Linked DNA regions of Homo sapiens: region 1 is linked to region 2. The links are chromatin loops, found by intact Hi-C in ENCODE. Cell type or tissue: OCI-LY7. All regions are shown on one strand. Links, peaks and the distances in the headings refer to the core of each region. The heading gives the core; the rest is flanking DNA.

What was found. Hi-C counts contacts between places; a loop is a spot of excess contacts. Peaks named below come from ENCODE experiments on the same cell type or tissue, not always from the same donor. Only the 100,000 strongest peaks of a DNase experiment are listed, where the experiment ranks them.
Region 1: it touches region 2 in a loop (3-fold over the local background); 1 of 110 quality-filtered maps calls a loop at or near these places.

The regions. Positions count from the first base shown.
Region 1 is chr1:115,272,796-115,278,887 of GRCh38, forward strand. No RefSeq gene overlaps it. Among named protein-coding and RNA genes, the nearest start is that of NGF-AS1, 7.2 kb to the right of the region's middle. In OCI-LY7, for the core only: CTCF peaks have their summits at 2,610 (motif pointing right) and 2,811; a DNase peak (open chromatin) is centred at 2,626.
Region 2 is chr1:115,348,053-115,354,144 of GRCh38, forward strand. The region is part of intron 1 of NGF-AS1 (NGF antisense RNA 1); the gene reads left to right. Among named protein-coding and RNA genes, the nearest start is that of NGF, 13 kb to the left of the region's middle. In OCI-LY7, for the core only: no CTCF peak of the experiment used is centred there; a DNase peak (open chromatin) is centred at 3,279.

The DNA.
Region 1 (6,092 bases), core at 507-5,506, 75 kb before region 2:
ATGTCTTTTTTGATGTTTTCTGAAGAAACACAGAAGCACTTTCTCTGCTTTATCTTTTCCAGGTTACCTATAATGCCACTCTATTCCCTAAGGGTAATAACCTAAAGTATAATTTCCTAAAATATAACTGGCAGACATTCCTCCACCCCTACACCCCTTAGCAACTACTAACACTGTATAGAACTAGCATTCTGTAGAACACAATTAAGAAAAAACTGAGCTAACCCCAGCCATCTTTTCCAGAGACTCTGGATTGTAATTAAGGTTTAGATATTCTTCCAAACAAATCAAGGTAGCACTGTGTGTATACTGCCAAATGTAGATGAACCAACCAGTTATTGATGTCAAGTTGAGTTAAAATTCTCTTCAGGTCTTCATGATTAGAAATTATCTTTTACATGGTTGCCTGAATAGTCTTTCTAAAATGCAAACTGGAGCTTCACCATTTGCCTAGCCAATAAAATCTAAATTGTAGAAAACAGAGTTCAATGCCTATCATGAGTGAATCCTACCTGTTCTTCCAGCCTCATCTCTCTCTGGACTCCTAAGGCCACCTCGGACTCTATTCAAGCTACCTTCTTTCAGCTACTGACTACTCCACATTTTTCTTTGTCTCCAGGACTTTGCAAATGTTGTCTCCTCTGCCTGGGCCTTCCTCTTGCACTGGTAGTACGCTCCCACTCATTCTCCAAGTCTCAGCTCAAATACCCCTACACAAAAGGCCTTCCTCTCCTCCATACACAGAATTAAGAGCTTTCTCTCACCTCATGTTACCATTTGTTTACATTTGCGTCTAGTCATCACTCATTAATTGTGTCCTGGGCACCTACTGTTTTGTCACTTGTTGGTGAGCCTTCTGAGGGCAAATACTCTGTTTCATTAATATTTTTTATCTCCAATGTCTAGTACATAGACAGAACTTAATACATATTTGCTGAAAGAATGGGTGATTAGACAAACGAACAATAAAAGTAGAGGGTGCTACTGCTTGGTTACAGATAAGTAGCTGGTATTGAATAATTCTGGAACGGAGAAAAATAGGCTTCAGTTTGCATGGTCACCAGCTGATATTTCTCACCTACAAGAAAAAAACATTGCACAAATAAAAAGTATTGCTGAATGATGTGATTTTAAAAACATAAATGAAACTATTCACAGGAAGATATTAGGGAGGCACCTAGTGTCTCTTCATGAAGGAATCTGTTTTTCCCCTACTCTACCATCTTCTCTAGCACCCATTGTTTCTCCCTCTTTGACTTCTTCCTATGCTTTTAAGTATGTCCAAACATTCCCTGTTAAATAAGAAAAGCAAACAAAAAATCTTCACTCATCCTTGAAATACTATGCCTATGGTCTGTAATGGAATCACTGCTCTATCAGGGTCATAATGTGCACATAATGTATTTTGATTTCCTTGAAGTATTTGACAATGTATTTCATGAAATTCTTGCAGACAGAATGGAAAAGGCAGTTTAAGAATTATGTGACAGTTGGCTGGGTACGGTGGCTCATGCCTGTAATCCCAGCACTTTGGGAGGCCAAGACAGGCTATCACTTGAGACCAGGAGTTCAAGACCAGCCTGGCCAACATGGTGAAACCCCACCTCTACTAAAAATACAAAAATTAGCCAGGTGTGGTGGTGCATGCCTGTAATCACAGCTACTCAGGAGGCTGAGATAGGAGAATCGCTTGAACCTGGAAGGCGGAGGTTGCAGTGATCCGAGATCACACCACTGCAATCCAGCCTCAGTGACAGAGCAAGACTTTGTCTCAAAGGAAAAAAAAGAGTTATGTGACAGTCATGCTCAAAAGGCATGGGTCATGGGTCAGAGTTAATCTGGAGGCAGGTCTTGGTGACAAGCCAAGCAGCTCTCTTCTGTAGCCTTATCTCTCTGTGAGCTTCCTCTCTGCATTCTGTTCTAGCCATGCTGGCCTCTTTTCAGCTTCTGGTACTTCCTGGGCTCCCTTATGTACCAGGTTTCTTTGCAGAAGGCCATTTCTTCTACTTGGAAATTCCTTCACTTCAGTCCCATCCTTAACTAGCTGATCGTGTTCATTTCTCATCTCACACATCACTTTCTCCTCCTCAATAAGGTCAGAGCCCCCTGTCGTGGTGCTCAGGACCCTGTGTGCTTCTTTTGGCTACAACTTCTCTTATTTGTGGGTTATTTTCCTCTTTCACTAGATTATAATTCCCATGTCTGATTTTTCTCTCTAGTGTATTCCCAGAGCCTATGCAGCCCTTGACTTGGATGACCAAGTGAATGAATAATAAATCTGAAGTCCAAGTTAAGCAAATGCAAAGCCTGGAAGTGTGTGGGAGGCTGCCTGGGGTCCAAAGCTGACAGGAGCAAGCAAACAAGGTAAGGAAGTTCATGTTCAGGCAAAATGAGTTTGCAGTGACTTCCTTGGACCAAGGTCTCATGCAATAGTATTTCATTTAGAAGCCCCAGGTTGGCCCAATCCTTCTTAAACTCACAATTATCTGATAGTTGAGAGGATTGATCAATATGTTGGAATACTGGATTGAGATTCAGAAATAATGCAACATCAGTGATCATTTAAGTACTGAACATCTCTTATTAGTCCCATACTCTAACCTCTAGGGGGAGCTCAAGGATTCCCCCCTCCTCACAAAATGCCCCAAATTGAAGTGGTAGAGTTCTTGGTGGGAAGGACAGGCAAATAGACATGGAGCTGGACTGAGCAAACAGTATTTTATTCATCCCCTGTTTTAGATTTGCTTTTTTCCTTTCCTCTTCCTTCCCTGTTGAGTTTGCCATCATATAGGCTTATTCAAATAAGGGCATAAAAGTCCTACAAAAATGCTCTACTCTGAGTTGCCAGGGTGGGAGATGTCATAGGGATTTGGGGCTAATGCTAGAATTAGGAGTAAAGATTGAGCTTCTGCCTGGTACATTCTTTGTGCCTTTATTCCTTAAGCTGTCATCATGATGGGAGGCAAGAGGTAGAAGATAGTGCTACCACATGGATAAGCCAGGCAATGTGCTAGACTTGGGAATGCCATGATGAGCTAGACATAGTTCCTGCCCACAAACACCTTAACTCTCACCATTTAGTCAGCCAGATTTCTGTGTTTAAGCTAAATAATTACTGGCAAGATGCAAGATAGAAGAGTCCTGGTTAAATAATACAGTAGTAAAAAATAAACACAACGCAACAAAACAAAAAACCAAGGGGCTATAATTTACCATCAACTCAAAATGAAAACGTAGTGTGATGTGGCCACCAAAAAAGTTTGTGTAATTTTAGCCTCCATTAATAGAAATATACTCTGTGGATCAAAGGAGTTAATAGTCCCATTGTAATTAGTGTTTGGTCAGTCCACATCTAGAGTATCGTGTTTCCTTCTGGACACCACATTTTAAGAGGAACATGGAGAAATTAGAGTGTGTCCAGAGAAGGCTGGCCATGATGGGAAGGGGCCTGGAAACTCCATCATCCAGGGATAATCGAAGGACTCAGGAATGCTTAGCCTGGGAAATAAAACACTTAGGTGGGGACACAATAGCTATTTTCAAAGATTTGTCACATAGAAAAGGGCATGGGCCAACTCCATGTATTGTTCCAGAAACAGCACTTTGGGTGAAAGGTGGAAATGTTGAGGAAAGATGTTTAGTTCAGCATGAGGAAAAACTCACTGTAGCATCCAGGCTGTCCAACAGTGAGCCAGATGGTCTCCTCTCTTAGCACTTTGCTTTCTGGTCTCCTTTTCTACCTCTCCTTCTCAGAGTTGGAATTTATGATGCATAGGTTGCCTTTCCTTTCTCTAGTCCTTCTTGATTTCCTTAATGGAATGAAGCCATGGAGTTCACTTCTGTGTGAGAGAAAGGTAATGTTGTCAACTAACAATACTCTGGGCACTTTACAGATATGATATTAAACCCTGAGGCAAAAGGTCATCTCCATTTTACAGATAAAGAAACACAGCTTAGGTAACTTGCTCTGGGCCACATAGTTATTAATTAGGGGAGCTAGGATTTGAACCAAGGAATTCTGCTCTTGTACCTTAGTCTCCTAACCTCTCTGCCATACTTACCTCTCCCCCACCAAAATATAAATTCATAAAAATTCAAAAAACAACAAACAGGTGAATTTGTAGTTTGGGCCAATATGGCCTAATGGAGTAGATGGAATAGGATTTTTTTATTTTTATTTTTTTACCCTCAGCCAATAAGGGGCAGAAATAAATACATAGCTTGTGTGGGTGTGTTGAGGGCAGTAGTGCTCACTGTGTTTTCCTGAACCTGCCACTACTTGCCACCTGAACTCTGCAGTTAAAAGAAAATAGCACTGAGATTTACCCCGTGCTCCAGATGGTCTGCATATGTCAATGGGTTGAGCCTGTCTTCCTCAGTGGCACAGCCAGGATTCCAATTTAAATATCACCTTCTTTTTCTGACACTCTCCCCTCATTCCACTGGAATCTGGATATTCCATTTTAATTGTGTTTTTATTGCTTTACATAAGACAAAGCTTTCATAATGAAGAAAAATATTGAAAAGCCTCTTTCTCTTAAAAACCTCTGTGACTCACCAAATACACACAAACCACAGTGAATAAAGCCATGATTAAAGTCTATGTAGAATAAATCTCTCAATGAATAGAGTTTTGCTTTTTGTTACCACGAGTCATCCAAGCCCTTTGATGTATGTTGGGCCCTCTTGCTCATAGACCTCAGTCCTATCATCACTTTCCCCAGCCATGAATCTTATCCTGTGTGATTGCTCAATGGGGAAGAAGTCTTGTCTGACAGGAGGCCGAGGGAAGGCTTCCTGGAACATGTGTAGAAAAATCAGGAAAATGACCCAAGTGAAAGGTAAGCACAGAAGAAGAAAATTAGCAGCAAACTGATAGCTTTCCCAGCTGGAATCCCTGCCTGTGCTGAATCCAGAGGCTGCTGGAAAAACTGAGCAAGACTGATTTAGGGGGAGTTTCACCCAGATTTTGGTCTTCTGGCTCTTGCTCTGTGTAGAATCATGTTGTAAAATAAAAGTAAAAAACAAAAAACAAAAAACAAAAAAAAAAACTTCAGTCTCTGAAACAACATATTTTCCAGAGATAAACTTATATTTACCACCTAAGGCTGCATATCTGTGGCACCAGATACCTAAATGTAAACCAGAGAGCTTCACTGGGTGATCTGAATATGCGATTTCTGGTATACACAGACAACATTTACTTTGATTTTATTGCTTAGAGCAACTATTAATTCAGAGAACTTGTTGGCCATCTGTTCTGATAAACTTTTGGTGGTTTGAATTCTTTGCAAAATTTTTTTCCAGCTAAGCTTCTCTTGTGACAATCATAAGCCTCATTTTTATTGTGTTCATGATCTTTTGCTCAAAATAGTGATATTTTTATTTAATGGATAAAAGAGAGATTGTGATTACAGCAACAACTGTTATAGGCTGAGAAAGGAGCCAACTTAAGAAAGAAGGAATAGAACTGGTTGTTATTTTTAAAGGACATTCTTCAAATACGACAAACTGTAAATAAACTGTATATTGCCCTTTGAGAGTAAGAGCCTGAGGTGGAAACTCCACATATGGCCATCAGGAGGCCTGGTTTGGGGTTTTCAAATGCTTCAAATGACTCCTGACATGGTTTGACTACGGAATTCATCTACTTAAAGCTGAAAGAAGACAAACTCTGAAACTGATGGGAGCTACTTGTTTCACACATTGAACTGTGACATTTTTCATTTTTACAACCATTGCTGATTAAGTGTTATGTAAACTCTCCTGGGTGCAGTAAAAACAGCCCCTCTGGGAAGCTTTAGGACCGTCCAAGATGTCTGACACTGAGGAGGAGGACTCTCTCTTTTGCTATCAAGAAGAAGAAGAAACTGAGGATAAGAGTAGAGAGAATGCTTGCTCAGATTTATTTCAAGAGGGAAAACCTCCACCTCAGGCCTCCAGTGCTGTGCTTTGCTTGCCACCAAGTCTTTTTTCTACAAATAGCACCAAGGCTGGTGCTGTGTAGCAGGTGCCTTGCTCTTTCTGCCTCTTGTCAAATATACCTTCAAGGTCTGACATACACCCTCTCCTTCCTACCCATGTCTCCACCT
Region 2 (6,092 bases), core at 477-5,476:
CATTTTCCTGACAGACAGGCTTCTCTGGTCCCACCAAGCAAGCGTATGCCCTGTACTGCCTACAATGGCAACATCTCCAGCAATGAACTCAAGTCCCAGGGAGCAAGTGAGACCTGGGGTTTTCTGCTGTCACAGGACGACTGTGAATAACTTGAATTATATGTATATATATATTGACTATGAAGCTGAATTATATATTTTGCCAAAAATTTTTCTTCATTGTCTTTTTAAAAAATAGCATGTCCTTGTACCACATAGCCTAAAGAATGTAGCTGGAGTTTGATAGAAGGCTTTAAAGGGACAGAGTTGGGCCTGTGGCCGTTGAGGTTTCTTTATCTTACATGTGAGTCCAGCCTGCCTCAGCTACTTCCTACCTTTATGACCCTGGGCAAGTTACTTAACCTCTCTGAGCACCGAATTCCTCAGAGGTGGAAGAACCCTGCTAAGGATGCGGATGGAGAGCTTTAACCATGACAGTGCAGATAAGGGACTTTGGAATGTTTCTTGGCATATGGTGAGTGCTCAGTCAGGGGGTCCTTTGATTCCACAGACACATTTCCTTCTGCTCAGACCAAGCTAGGGGCAATGAGGGGGAGAAGCAGACTTCGCCAACTTGACAGTTTTGCAGGGGGCCCACCCTGGTTTGGAAAGGGTAACCACTTAGAAGCTGCAGAATCTAGAAACACATTTCAACCTCACCATTTACCCTCAAGTTCTGGACCCAGAGCCAGAAACCAAGCTGGTTGGAGCAACAAGTTCATTTTTGAAAAAAGAAAAACATTTTGTGGTGAGGGAAAAAATGCTTGCACAAGAAGCCCGAGGAGAAAAGCTCTTATGTGTGATGTAGTTCCACTGGACAGAGATGAAATAAATGGCTGCTTTGCCACCAACGCCACAGGGTGGGGCAAAGGCTTGATTTAAACTCTGCATCTGATGTGTACTTTGGTGCAGATAAATCCCAATTCAGTTGTATGGTATCGATGCTAATATCACACTGTCAGACCTGATTGACTTGATTAAAGTGACAAGGAGGCCTCCTCAGTCTCCCTTGGAAATAAGTAAGTCTATGTTATGGCAGGAGCAACTGGAGGTGAAGAACTCCTATCCTGGAAATGGAACCTAGAAACTATAGGCCCCTGACAAAAAGCTGCAGAAATGGAAGAAGGAAAATAATAAAATCTAAAGCATCTATAGGATAAAACCACCATTCCCACTTGGAATCCTGTATTAGTTCAAGGGATAACCACAGTTCCTTTGTTACGTTGGAATTTTGTCATTTCAAATACTGAGCCCTTCGGCATAGAGTATTCAGCCTTTCTTTTTTGTCTCTGATCAGCAGAGCTGAATTCAGTATAGTACTTGGAAGAATTTGTCTTCAAATATAGTCATTAAATTGAATTGAGTAAAATTATTCCAAGAAATGGGCTATTATTTGGGATCATTCATTGTAGAGAAATATTTGTTGTGATGGGACTTAAACCACGTTCTTTAATAACAGCTGGGATCTGTTAAGGTGGAATAAAGGTATATATGGAGGTAAAACTAAAGAAAGCGCATATGGCATTGTCATTAATGGAATTTAGAATGCAGTTAATATATGAAACAGGTCGCGTGTCCAGGAACAGCACACAATGTCACACTGTTCCAACTGCAGCTTTAGTGATCTTTCCACCACACTCCTTGCACATATGGAGGGAAAGACAAAATTGGTTTGTATTGGAAGAAAGGGAGGTTTACCCTGCACATCAAGTGCAGTATTTGCAGATCTCTCAATAGAGAAATGAGGCACAGAGCATGTCTTTTTATGGGGACATTTCTTTTCCAATGAAAACAAGTTCATTGGAAACACCCTGTCTTAGTTAACATTTTTATAGGCTCTGATATACTTTTTGGCACTTTTATGTAATGCAGATATTCGTTTAAACTTCAGAAAGAAAAGTTAACACAATTTCAGTTTATTCTACACATTTTTCCAATACTAGGGCCTGGTAAACATTATAAGCTGTCCCTCCAGCTGCTGATGGCTCTGAGGATTGCTATTTGGCCTCTAACAATGTGACTCTCTTTTGTAGCATTTTCCTCTTCAGGTTATTCTTTGCCTTCTTCTTAGAAGAAGAGATTCAGGTCTAAACTCCTTGTTGCCTCTCACCACTCTGTCATCCCTGGGAAATCTCCAATCACTGACTATAAAAAGGTGGTTTGGCTTCCCTAGACCTCAGAGCAGGTCTACAACAATAGTCACTAAAAATGGGCATTGTCCAAGGTTTGCAAAAAGCCAGAGAAGGGTTCCAATGTTAATGGTTTCAAATAGCTGTTTTAAAAGGTAAAACTAATAATAAAAACATAATAAAAATTATAGTCAGGCATCTCGCAAATTTAAAGTATGTCATAGAAGTGCATAATACAAATGATTCTAGTTAGTGTGCTAAGATACATTGTGCTAGGATACGAAGAGATGTGTTGGCACTGTCTGTTTCTAGCTGTGCCCGACCCATGCGGAGCAGCTCAAAGAATGCTTTGCAAGAAGAATGGCACAAAGCTGGCAGGGCAAGAAGACACCAAACAAGACAAAGTGAAGAAGGGACCTGAATGTGTTCCATGCTTTGTAGGTGTCAAACACACACACACATACACACACACACACACACACACACACAGAGCAGGATGTATTTTTTTAGTTTCTTTTAATACTTTTTCTTCTCAGGTTTGGTATTTGGATCAGGACCAGTGAAGTCAAGGTTAGTGTGATGGAAGTAATTGCAACCTTAAGGGAAGATATTTGCTAAGGCCTGCTCAGGATGGGTCTATACAAAACAGTGAAGGAGGTAACACTCCTTTTAAATGTCTCTCCTCTCCTCCCTGCATCCCCTCCAAGGCCTATGCACACCTAGGAACATCCCCTGTCCAGGCTGGACATGAGGCGGGAGGTAAAGCACTGCACTAGCAGTCAGGAATCTTTGGATATCAACTCGACCCATTTTCATGTCAACTCGACCCATTTTCATGTCAACTCGACTCATTTTCTACTTGAACCTGGGAAAGATCATTTATCTCCCTGGACCCCAGTTTCTTCAGATAAAATGAGTGGCTTGGACTATATGATTTCAAGGGTTTCTTTGAATTGAAAGTTGCTAAAATAAATTGATCCACAATAAGGCAACCTCTATCATAAGTCTGTTCATTTTGACATAAACTGCCTGTAAAGGGCAATGCTTATTCGAGAGGAATAACTCCTTTGCTTGCCAAATAAGGAACAGGGTTTGCGGTTTGCTTTTTAAGGTGTGTGTGTGTGTGTGTGTGTGCGTGTATGTGTGTGCGTGTGTGTGTGTGTGTAGCAGGTGGTTTGGAGGCTCAAGAGCATTTTTATCCTTCTCGTTGTCCACACTGAAAATCTTGAGGTTATCTTTGACTTTTCTTTTTCCACCTAATATCTGATTCATTTGCAAATCCTAGTGGTTCCACTAGAATATCTAGAACATGATTACCTCTCATTGCCTCCCATGTTACTATGATCCAATAGACCATCATCTTCATCTCTCACCTGGATTATAGCAATACTCTCTTAACTGCTCTCTCTGCATCCAACTTTGTCTCCTTTCAGTCTATTCTGAACACCAGTTCCAGCCAGATTGACCCTGCTAAAACTTATCTTCCCAAAACCTTCCCTTGGTCTCTGCATCAGTCAGTTTGAGCTAGATTATGCTCAGGTGACAAGCAACATCAACATCTCAGTGACTTCACCAAACAAAGTTTATTTCTCATTCAAACCACATGTCCCATGAGGTAGAGCAGAAGGGCTCTGTTCGTCACAGTCCCTTGAGAACTGAGCCTGAAGGAGACTCCTGAAGTCACTGAAAGCAGCAACACTGTCAGCGCATTTCACACAATGGTTCTTAAAGCTTCTGCCTGAAGTGAACACATCTCCTCCACTCTCATTTTGTTGGCTGAGCAAGTCATATGGCCATATATAGCTTCAAAGGGACAAAAACAGGCAATCCTATCGTATGGCCAGAGGGGAAGAATGGAACTGTTTGACTAAAAGCATAATAGCAACCACAGTTTCCCATCTTATTCAAAGGATAGCCCACTTCATCCTCCTCAGGTTCCTCCAGGGTCCTGCATGGTGTGCCCCATTGCCCCCAGCCCCATTACCTGTCTGATCCCACCTCATTCTACCTTCCCTCTCCCTCCACTTTCACTCCTTCAACACTCCAGGCATGCTGCCCTCGGGGCCTTTGCACTTGCTGTCTACTCTAGAATGCCCTTCCCCAAGACACCTGCAGTGCTCTTCTCTAAGTACTCTAGAATGCTCTTCCCCATGACATCTTCCCCAAGATGTTTCCCCAAGACATCCCTCACTTCTTTCAAGTCTTTGCTCAAGTGCATCCTTCATATTGAGGATTTTCCCAGCCACTGTAATTAAAAATACACACCCCACTCTCCCCACCGCACCCCAGCCTCCTTATCCTGCTTCTCTGCCTTATGTTTTTTCTCCTGAATATATCATCATGTAGTACAATGTATAAGCAACTGATTTATTTTGTGGCAGTGTAGTTGTTTGAAAACTGAGCTCTGTATTACTTACAGAAGTTAAATCCATGGCTCCTTCACTTCCTAGCTAGCTCCCTTGAGGAAATTACCTAGCTTCTCTGTGCCCCATTTTCCTTGTCAGTAAAGAGGGTTAGTAATAGCACCTACCTCACAGACTGGTGGTGAAGGTGAAATATGTGAAGCAGGCAGAGCAGGCGCACAGTAATAGCATTTGCTATTCTTATTTGTTGTCTGACTTGCTGCGTTGGGATGTAAGCTCTGTGGGGAAGTAATATTTGTCCTATTTCAGCCCCGAACTCCAGAGCAATGTCTGACACACACTAGGCACAGCAGAAATATTTCTTGCATTAAAGTGTGACTGCTTGAATGACTAGTGCATCCGGCAAGCTGGCTTGCACTCACTGTCCTCTGGCCCCTTAATGACCTTCAAGGTCTCTGGGTCTCAGCATGGGGAGGACTGCAGAGGGGATGGCTCCTCCCGCCCAGCCAGACTGCACATGCTCAGGGTCCCCGAAGCAACTTCCTCCATCACTGAGGGGACTTCCCTAGATGTGATGATGTGTGATGGGTGGCATGGGCTCATGTTATCGGGAAGCATCCTGATGCACTTTGAGTCTGAGTATAAAATGGACCCCAGAGTGCTGATAAAACCTGAGTAGACTCTGGGTCATCAGAAAGTCAGCCCCGATGTGGAGCAGAGTGTACTGCCTTGAACCCCACACTCTGCTCCCATGGTGCCAGGTATGCCTGTTCGTTTTGAAAAATGGCCACTTGCTATTGTCATGATTTGTCTGTCTCCTGTGGGGAGTGCTAAGTGCCCAGCAGTGGTCCCTGGGCCAGGCACATAGTAGTTGCTCAATAAAGGTTTGCTAAATGACTGAGCCAAAGGATTCTTAAACCCCTTTGAGTGGAAGCCAAACTGCACACACTCTCTGGTATATTTGAGGGAATTTTAATCCCTCGAAGTATGGGACGTTGCAAAGAGAGCTATCAGAGTCAAATGTTTTCCTTGTAATTGGACAAATTAACTTAACAGCACGAACTTGAACTACCTTAATGGAGAGCATTTGGATTTCTGGGATGTTGTAGTGCTTTCTGGTCCAATGTATCAGATCTTCACAGGTGGGTCATCAGCCTGAGGGAGCTCAGGGTGAAATCAGCAATTTCCTGGTCTGTCCCATCCAGGGTGCCCAGCAGCTTTCCATGGTGGAACTGGCTTAGGGTTACAAAGCAAAGTGTAGATGCTGAGAGAAAATTCCTGGCAGTGAGGACACTGAGAATGGTTCGTGTTCCTAAATATGTTACATATGGGCAGTTTTTAAGGTGTATAGGGGTGAGAGGAGGCCCGGGGAGAGTATCAGGTACTGTAATTCTTAGTTCTGGACTTGATTCTGTTTGCCAACGTCTGATTCTGTGCAAGGCCCATGGGGAATCCCTTTCCTGTTTGTTGCTTCTCTCAACCTTTGGGCCTTAAGTGAAAAAGGTCCACAGGATGGGAGCCCTCCACAGATGACATGAGGTAAGAAGCGAGAATCAGGGGG